Regions from separate parts of the Homo sapiens genome. Here region 1 is linked to region 2. The links are chromatin contacts, found by Hi-C in ENCODE. All regions are on one chromosome and are shown on one strand. Each heading gives the region's core, a stretch centred on a gene start or an enhancer-like site at or near the end of the contact. The rest is flanking DNA. Distances are from core to core; before and after follow the strand shown. Region 1 has its middle 18 kb from the start of MIR4453. Region 2 has its middle 17 kb from the start of LRBA.

The links. A loop is a pair of places that touch in the nucleus more often than their neighbours do. Pooled maps may share reads with other maps.
Region 1: a loop to region 2 is called in a map with no recorded cell type, with 15 times the contacts of the local background. The contact joins two enhancer-like sites. A Hi-C loop is called at or near these places in 2 of 37 single-sample maps with no recorded cell type and 2 of 50 pooled maps.

Annotation. Positions count from the first base shown.
Region 1 is chr4:152,552,150-152,556,521 of GRCh38, forward strand. It overlaps the pseudogene RPS3AP18. Among named protein-coding and RNA genes, the nearest start is that of MIR4453, 18 kb to the left of the region's middle. RefSeq lists enhancers at 52-261, 2,496-2,645. Within about 2 kb of position 2,207, at least 5 of the 41 ENCODE cell types and tissues checked have a DNase peak (open chromatin) inside an H3K27ac peak, as active enhancers do.
Region 2 is chr4:151,029,789-151,034,226 of GRCh38, forward strand. No RefSeq gene overlaps it. Among named protein-coding and RNA genes, the nearest start is that of LRBA, 17 kb to the left of the region's middle. RefSeq lists an enhancer at 2,140-2,419. Within about 2 kb of position 2,328, at least 4 of the 41 ENCODE cell types and tissues checked have a DNase peak (open chromatin) inside an H3K27ac peak, as active enhancers do.

The sequences.
Region 1 (4,372 bases), core at 957-3,456, 1.5 Mb after region 2:
GGCGCTCACCTGTAGTCTCAGCTACTCGGGAGGCTGAGGCAGGAGAATCGCTTGAACCCGGAGGGCAGAGGTTGCAGTGTGCCAAGATCACGCCACTGTACTCCAGCCTGGTGACAGAGCAAGACTGCGTCTCAAAAATAAAAAAAAAGAAAATAGATCAACCACTTTCTTCTTGGTTCCCCTTTTGCTGCCTTTCGTGAGGCACTTGTTCTTGCTGCTCAGAGAGCCAAAAGGCATTTTGCATATTTTCAAAATCTGAATGACTCATGTGTTCTGCTGGGATTCACTTGTTTCCTACTCAATATTAGGTTCCTAACTTATTCAGGCTGATACACGTAACCATAATTATATTGCCAGGGCCTCTGATGGTCTAGTACCACCAACCTGGCCGCTAGAATTCTGTTATTCCCATTTACTCTGGGGCATTTCTTACCATCAATCTTGATCTAGAGGACAAGCAGTTCTGAGCTTCTCAGAATATACTAGCATATTGCTTATCACTTTAATAAGGGAGTGTCCTCTAGGACCTCCCAGGGAACATTGTTGGCTGGTGGGTTCTCTGGTGTTACATAGTAAATGCATTCTTGGCCAGGTGCCGTGGTTCACACCAGTAATCCCAGCTGAGGGATTGGGATTTGGGAGGCTGAGGTGGGTAGATTGCTTGAGCCCAGAAGTTCAAGACCAGTCTGAGCAACATGGCAAAACCCCATTTCTACAAAAAATACAAAACTTAGCTGGGCACGGTAGTGCATGCCTGTAGTCCCAACTGCTCAGAGGGCTGAGGTGGGAGGATCGCTTGAGCCCAGCAAGTCAAGACTGCAGTGAGCTGAGATTGTGCCACTGCACTCCAGCCTGGGTGACAGAGTGAAACCGTGTCTCAAAAAAAAAAAATGCATTCTTACTTCTAATCTCTTTGAACTTGCTGACCTCTTCTTCATCTCTCTTCTAAGAAGTTCCAGCATCTCCATCTGATCATTATTTTCAAGTTTCAAGGAGCTGTTTCTGCAATGTATTAGGTACAGTTCTGGGCATTCTACCAGGATAGTGAGTCCCGTGTCACTGAATAATACACCTGTATTAACAAACTGTCCACTATTCAGTCTTATATTCTGCCCTCCCTGATTTGGCACCTTTAAGATTCATTTCCAGGAGAGTTCTCCCACTTCCTGCTAGTACCTATTTGCCAGGTTTTGCAGTGCTTTTGGTGAATAACCCCTTTCTTCACATAACAGTATTTCCTCGCTTGGCTCATAATAAGATTTCTCATTATTGGTCTAGAAGAAATGAAGAGAGGTAGGGATGGATCTTAGAGACAAGCATCATCCTGCAAGGCATTTGCCCTTGCTACGTGAGGCCTTGGCATAGTCTCCGAGCACCAGAAGTCTGATTTCTCCTAGCAAGGAGAAAGGCTCCAGAGTATTCTCACTCTCAGTTTTAAGAGGAATCTGGGGTTTTAAGGTCCTTGAGCCCATCTACCCAAATATCTCCATCGGAACTCTCAGGGCCCCTCTCCTTTTTCAGGTCCCTTGCTTTAGCATTAGAAATTTGGGGGCTGGGCACAGTGGCTCATACCTGTAATCCAAACACTTTAGGAGGCTGAGGTGGGTGGACTGCTTGAGCCAGGAGTTGGAGACTAGCTTGGGAAACATGGTGAAACCTCGTCTCTATGAAAAAAAAAAAAAATCAGCTGAGCATGGTGGTGCATGCCTATAGTCCCAGCTACTTGGAGGCCTGAGGTGAGAGTAGATAGATCACTTGAGCCCAGGAGGTTGAGGCTGCAGTGAGGCATGTTCGCACCACTGCTCTCCAGCCTAGGTGGCAAAGTGAGACCCTGAAAAAAAAGAAAGAAAGAAAGAAAGAAAGAAAGAAAGAAAGAAAGAAAGAAAGAAAGAGAAAGAAAGAGAGCGAGAGAGAGAGAGAGAAAGAAAGAAAGAAAGAGAAAGAAAGAAAAAGAAAGAAAGAAGGAAAGAAAGAAGAAAAGAAAGAGAAAGAAAGAAAGCTGGTGGGCTGTGAACTCAGTCTCCTTTTTAGCTCTGTTGTATTTAAGATCAAACTTGGGGTCTTATTCTTCAGCTCATTCTACCCTCTGTCTACAGATGAGACTCCCTTTAAATGATGCCATGAAAGATTTCTGGCTTTTAACCCATGCTCTAAGTCAATGATTACCTCACCTGAGCCTGCTATTTCCTTCCTTTGTGGCTTCTCTAGCAGTTAACAACAAGCAACCAGCTCCACAGTTCTCATAATTATCATTGTCCCTGTATCTTTCAGTTCAAGAGCTACTCTATCAGCCAGTGCATTTCCCCGCCACCTACACACTACCGCAGTTAATCACAGGCAAGACTCTTAGTAATAGTGATGCTATAGCACTCCAGAGATCATCACTGCCCCACTTACTAACAGTGATGGGGTTTTTGTTGACCTGCTCTTTGTTGGCCAGCAAGTGACCCAATGCTAGAATCTCATTCTGAGGGTCTTCTGCCTTGGGCCATTCCTAAGACTTCCTGACTTAGGCTAGGTTCCTCCAAAACTAAGGATTTGAGTACAAGTGGTATGTTTGAAGTGTAAAATGTACCAGGAAGAACTAGTAGAGTAGTGAAGACTTGAGCCAGCAAAGGAAAGAGGCCAGCAGAATATTTAATCGCCAAGTTACCCACTGAGAACAATTGGGGCTCAGTCCCACCAAAAACCTCTGGGAGATGTGGAATACACATCAAAATTTTCCCACCCAGCGGGGGGCAGGAAAGCTGGGGTGTTTGTCTTTCAACTCCCATTTGCCCTTGGGTAAGAGCTGTTCCCCCAGCATGGACCTGCCACAGAGACAGAAAGAAGCCCTTGGGCCACAGGCAGAGAGTCACAGATGCTTCCAGTAACACTGGCTTATACTAGATCATCCCAAAGGACCTGGGGGATGTGGGCAGGGCACTGATGGCTGTCAGCTATACATGTTCCAATGACTTCCTGTCTAAAATAGCTTCATCACCTTTCCTCATCATTGCCCGTCCTCTTCAGCTGCTTTCTTTTACTTCTACCTGTCATTCTATTATATTTCTATTTCTTTTCTTTGTCTTTCTTTCTCTCTTTTTTTTTTTTTTTTTTTCTGAGACAGGGTCTGGCGCTGTTGCCCAGGCTGGAGCGCAGTGCAGTGGTGTGATCTTGGCTCACTGCAACATCTGCTTCCTGAGCTCAAGCAATCCTCCCACCTCAGCCTCCTGAGTAGCTGGAACCACAGGTGCGCACCACCATGCCTGGCTAATTTTTTGTATTTGTGGTAGAGACAAGGTTTCACCATGTTGCCCAGGCTGGTCTCAAACTCCTGACCTCAAGTAATCCACTTGCCTTGGCCTCCCAAAGAGCTGGGATTATAGGCGTGAGCCACCGCGCCTAGCCAATATTTATATTTATTTTCTTATCTGTCTCTCCACTTCCACTAGAATATAGGCCAGGGACTTCATCTGATTTATTTGCCACTATAATACATCCTTATACCCAGAACAGTGCCTAAGACATAGTATGGACACAAAAAAAATTTAGAACGAATGAGTGAATGAAAAAAAGTGATATTTGCAATATAGTTTGAAAACAGCCTCTGTGACTAGGAAGTTAGGAAGGAGAAGGAAATTATTAGAATTTGAGAAGAGAGGTTAATTGAGTGGAGCCATAAGAAGCAAATATGAATTTGTCAAGGGAATCAAACATGAAAAAGTTGTTCCATTCAAAAACTTTTCGGTTTCAATTGCCTAAGAAGAAAACAGCTAATGCATCGAGAAGAAATAACAGAATGTTTAAAATCAATCCTTTTTTAAAACAAACAAACAAACAAACAAACAATGGAATAATCAATTTAGGCAAGGATTACCAATGGACACTAAAACTGTTAGGAAAAAGTAAATGCCAAACAAGATATTCACTTGTGGTTAAAGCACAGCACACAGATTGCTTGCTAATTGCTAAGGAAAAAATATACCTTCATAGGAAAGAGATCTAGCAATCACCACCTTAAACACACAGTCAAATTTAGCATCACCCAGTGAAACAGCCTATTTACCTCCTCATGTGATACAATACGAAGGACCCAGCATGATCTAGGAAGTATTCTTGCCAAAAATAAATCAAGCCTTTAGGCCTAACTTCCAAAACATAGAGGTGTAAGTTAAACACCATCACAAGGAAATAATTAGACAAATCTTTTTGGTCTGGATTTTTTCACTTAGCGTAATTATTTTGAGTTGGTTTCTTTCCCTCCTGTATCAACGATTGTTTTTTTTTTAATTGCTGAGTTCCATTGTGTGGGTCTATCACAATTTGTTTTTCTGTTCACCTGTTGATGGATATTTGAGTTGTTTCCAGTTTGGGGCTATTACAAATAAAG
Region 2 (4,438 bases), core at 1,078-3,577:
AAAAAGATGTGGTTAGTAAACAAGAAATTATCATTTAGGAAAATGTACTCTAATTTCCAGAATCTAAATGAGATTAATGGAAGTTCCGTGATCAGCAACTACAGAAAAAACTATATTATGTTGTACAGTAAAATTAGAAGGTCTTTATTCCTCTGCTAAATTAAACCTTTTAAAATAGGTTGTTAGAACATTTTACTTAGTGTTTAAGCTTTAAAAAATATATATTTCGCTTATGTCATTTTAACTAGTTGAGAAAAATCTAATACAGAAAGTAACACATAGCAGTACTAATCTAGTTTTAGTTCCATGAGTCATAATCGTAGAAGCTTGGAAGACAAAAAGAGAGAGAAAAAAAATCTATTGAATTGAGGCCCTGGAAAAATGAGGTAAGACTAACTTAAATGGAAACAAGTTTGGTAAGCCACCTCCAGACTATAGTACACATTTATTACATTCAGCCTTTGTGTTGTGTTCTTTACAGATGGGTGAGAATTAAGAAAAGAATATAGGCTGGGTGCGGTGGCTCACGCCTGTAATCCCAGCACTTTGGGAGGCTGAGGAAGGCAGATCACCTGAGGTCAGAAGTTCGAGACTAGCCTGACCAATATGATGAAACGCCGTCTGCACTAAAATTACAAAAATTAGCCGGGCGTGGTGACATGTGCCTGCAATCCCAGCTACTCAGGAGGCAGAGACAAGAGAATTGCTTGAATCTGGGAGGCGGAGGTTGCAGTGAGCCGAGATCGCGCCATTGCACTCCAGCCTGGGCAACAAGAGCTAAACTCCATCTCCAAAAAAAAAAAAAAGAATGTAATTTTCCTCTTTTTCTAATTCACCCTCAGCCATTATTAACCAATTAACCAAGGTGGTGGCATACAAGGTGAACAGAACAATTGAGCAAATTAATATTACTGTTCTTTTCCTTTTTGTTTTTTTTTTATGTTCCCAAACATTTGACTATTAAATATTTGGAAACCAAAGTGAATTCACTGTTTTTTTGGTACTACTAATTTAACTTGGAATTGTGATAATTCAGCAAGCTTGGTAAATATTAACCTTGCAATAGGAAGAATGAAAGAAGACCACAGCCATATCCCCTAAGGTTTCAATTCCAAATGCAGAGATGAGTGCAACTGGCTGGCTGTGTGTGAAGAACAGATGGTGATCAGGCAAGAATAAAAGCAAAGAGACCATTTAGGACAACACTTAAATAGTCTAAGCAAGGTGGAGGCTGAAAAGAAAAAGAAAAGGATTCAAGATATATTTTGCCGGGCGCTGGGGCTCACACCTGTAATCTCAGCAATTTGGGAGGCAGAGGTGGGCAGATCACTTGAATTCACGAGTTCAAGACCAGCCTGGGCAACATGGAGAAACCCCTGTCTCTACAAAAAAAAAACAAAAATTAGCCAGGTGTGATGGCGCCAGCCGGTAGTCCCAGCTACTCAGGAGGCTGAGGTGGGAGAATCACTTGAACCCAGGAGGTCGAGGCTGCAGTCAGCCAAGATGGTGCCACTGCACTCAAGGCTGGGCAACAGAGTGAGACCCTGTCTCAAAAAAAAAAAAAAAAAAAGATATATTTTGAAAACCCCATCTCTACCAAAAAAAAAAAAAAGAAGAAAGAAAAAAAGAAAGAAAGAAAAGTAAAGAGCACCAACGGGATTTGTTACTGTTTTGGACATGAGGGAGTGAGGAAGAGTGAAAAGGGAGAAACAAGGCCGGGCGCGGTGGCTCACGCCTGTAATCCCAGCACTTTGGGAGGCAGAGGGGGGCGGATCACGAGGTCAGGAGATCGAGACCACGGTGAAACCCCGTCTCTACTAAAAATACAAAAAATTAGCTGGGCGCAGTGGCGGGCGCCTGTAGTCCCGGCTACTCGGGAGGCTGAGGCAGGAGAATGGCGTGAACCCGGAAGGCGGAGCTTGCAGTGAGCCGAGATCATTCCACTGCACTCCAGCCTGGGCGACAGAGCGAGACTCGGTCTCCAAAAAAAAAAAAAAAAGGGAGAAACAAAAGATGGCTTCTAGGTTTTTGACTTGAGCAAGTGGGGAGAATACACCCGTGACTGAGGTGTTCCTGACGGGAGTTGAGCTAGAAGAGGACTAGCAGTGAAATCAATGAGTAGCTTCACTTGCTTGCCATTGGCCAGGCTCTGGGAGGTATTTTAATTTTCTTTTTCTCTGTGTTAGATGGTAGAGGAGACTCAAGACCAAGCCTGGGGCTCTTTGAAAGGTAAATAGGGGTGCTTAGAGGAGAAGGAACTAGGAGATTGAGAAAGGAGAGGCCAATGTGGTAAACAGAAAATAGGAATGTGGAGTTAGGGAAGCCAGGGGAGGAAAGTGACTCAAGAAGGAGGAAAATGATCAGGATGTGATTGTGCTTACTCATGCCCCTGGTTAGTATGATAATTGCTAATGGAAAGTTATGAGACATATCTGTACTGGTGACTGCACCTGGGAAAGAGCATGTATTTGTGCTACAGCGACATTCACATGCTGTTTTCCCCTCCACCTTTCCCCACAAAATGTTCGTTATATGTCAGGAAATTGATGACGGTACATTTATTTCCCTTAACTATATTTCTTACCTCTGCTTTAAATAACATTGAGAGATCTTACATAATTGCAAAAGTAATGCGTGTTAATTGAAGGAAGTTTGGGAAATGTAGAAAAGCTCAAAAATGAAAGAAAAAAACACACCCAAGGGGCCCGGGCGCGGTGGTTCACGCCTGTAATCCCAGCATGTTCGGGGGCAAAGGTAGGCAGATCACGAGGTCAGGAGTTTGAGACCAGCCTGGCCAACATGGTAAAAACCCATCTCTAAACAAAAGAAAAAAAAATTAGCTGGGCACAGTGGTGCGCACCCGTAGTCTCAGCTACTCAGGAGGCTGAGGCAGGAGAATCGCTTAAACCTGGGAAGCGGAGGTTGCAGTGAGCTGAGATGGCGCCACTGCACTCCAGCCTGGGCGACAGAGTGAGACTCTGTCTCAAAAAAAAAAAAAAAAAAAACCACCCATAATTGCAACACTCATTTGCTGTATGTTTGTCTTCCCACTAAATGGATGTGGATTACAGAATTGAGATTATGCCAAACATACTGTGCCCTGCTTTTTTTTCACGTAAAAATATATCATTAACATTTTCCATGTCACTTGTGGAATTTTGGGGTTTTTTTGGTTCTTTGTTTTGTTTTGTTTTGTTTTTTGAGATGGAGTCTTGCTCTGTCGCTCAGGCTGGAGTGCAGTGGTGCAATCTTGGCTCACTGCAACCTTTGCCTCCCAGGTTCAAGTGATTCTCCTGCCTCAGCCTCCTGAGTAGCTGGGACTACAAGCACCCATCACCACACCCAGCTAATTTTTGAATTTTTAGTAGAGACGAGGTTTCGCCATGTTGGCCAGGCTGGTCTCGAACCCTTGACCTCAAGTGACCCACCTGCCTTGGACTCCTAAAGTGCTAAGATTATAGGCATGAGACACTGCGTGGCCACTTGTGTTTAAATATTAATTGTATATAATATAATAACTGTATATTAATATATGACTAAACCATAATAAATCAATTTAAGCAATCTTCTGTTATTTAAATTCAAGTTTTTTCCTGATGTTTTGCTATTATAAACATCATAAAATTATGTACTAGTTACCAGCATAGCCTTTAGCACCTAACACATCTGGTGCTACTACCATGACCTACTGGCTGTGTATTTATGAGAAATTATTGAACAAATTATTGAAGTTTCAGTTTCCTCACCTATAAAACAACTATACTAAGAGTGCCAGGCATGGTGGCTCACACTTATAATTCCAGCACTTTGAGAGGTTGAGGTGGGCAGATCACTTGAGTTCAAGAGTTCAAGACCAGCTAGGGCAACATAGGGAGACCCCGTCTTTAAAATAAATACAAAAATTAGCCACTCATGGTGATGCACACCTGTAGTCCCAGCTGCTTGGGAGGGTGAGGTGGGAAGATCACTTGAGCCCAGGAGGCTGAGGCTGTAGTGAGTTGAGATGGCACCACTGCACTCCAGCCTGGATGACAGAGCAAGACCCTGTCCCCGCCCCCCTCAAAAAAGGAAAAAAAGTCTATACTAAGAATACCCATGGTGAGGATTACAGGTAAAGCACTTACCATGATACTCCAAAAGCAATTATTGCTTAATAAATGTAAGCCATTATTAGAATAATTAAGGCATGACCGTATTTTACTCTTTTTTTTTTTTTTTTTGAGACGGAGTTTCACTCTCGTCACCCAGGCTGGAGTGCAATGGCACGATCTCTGCTCACTGCAACCTCCGCCTCTCGGGTTCAAGCGATTCTCCTGCCTCAGCCTCAGCCTCCCAAGTAGCTGTGATTACAGGTGACTGCTACCATGCCCGACTAATTTTTTGTATGTTTAGTGGAGACGGGGTTTTGCCATGTTGGCCAGGCTGGTCTTGAACTCTT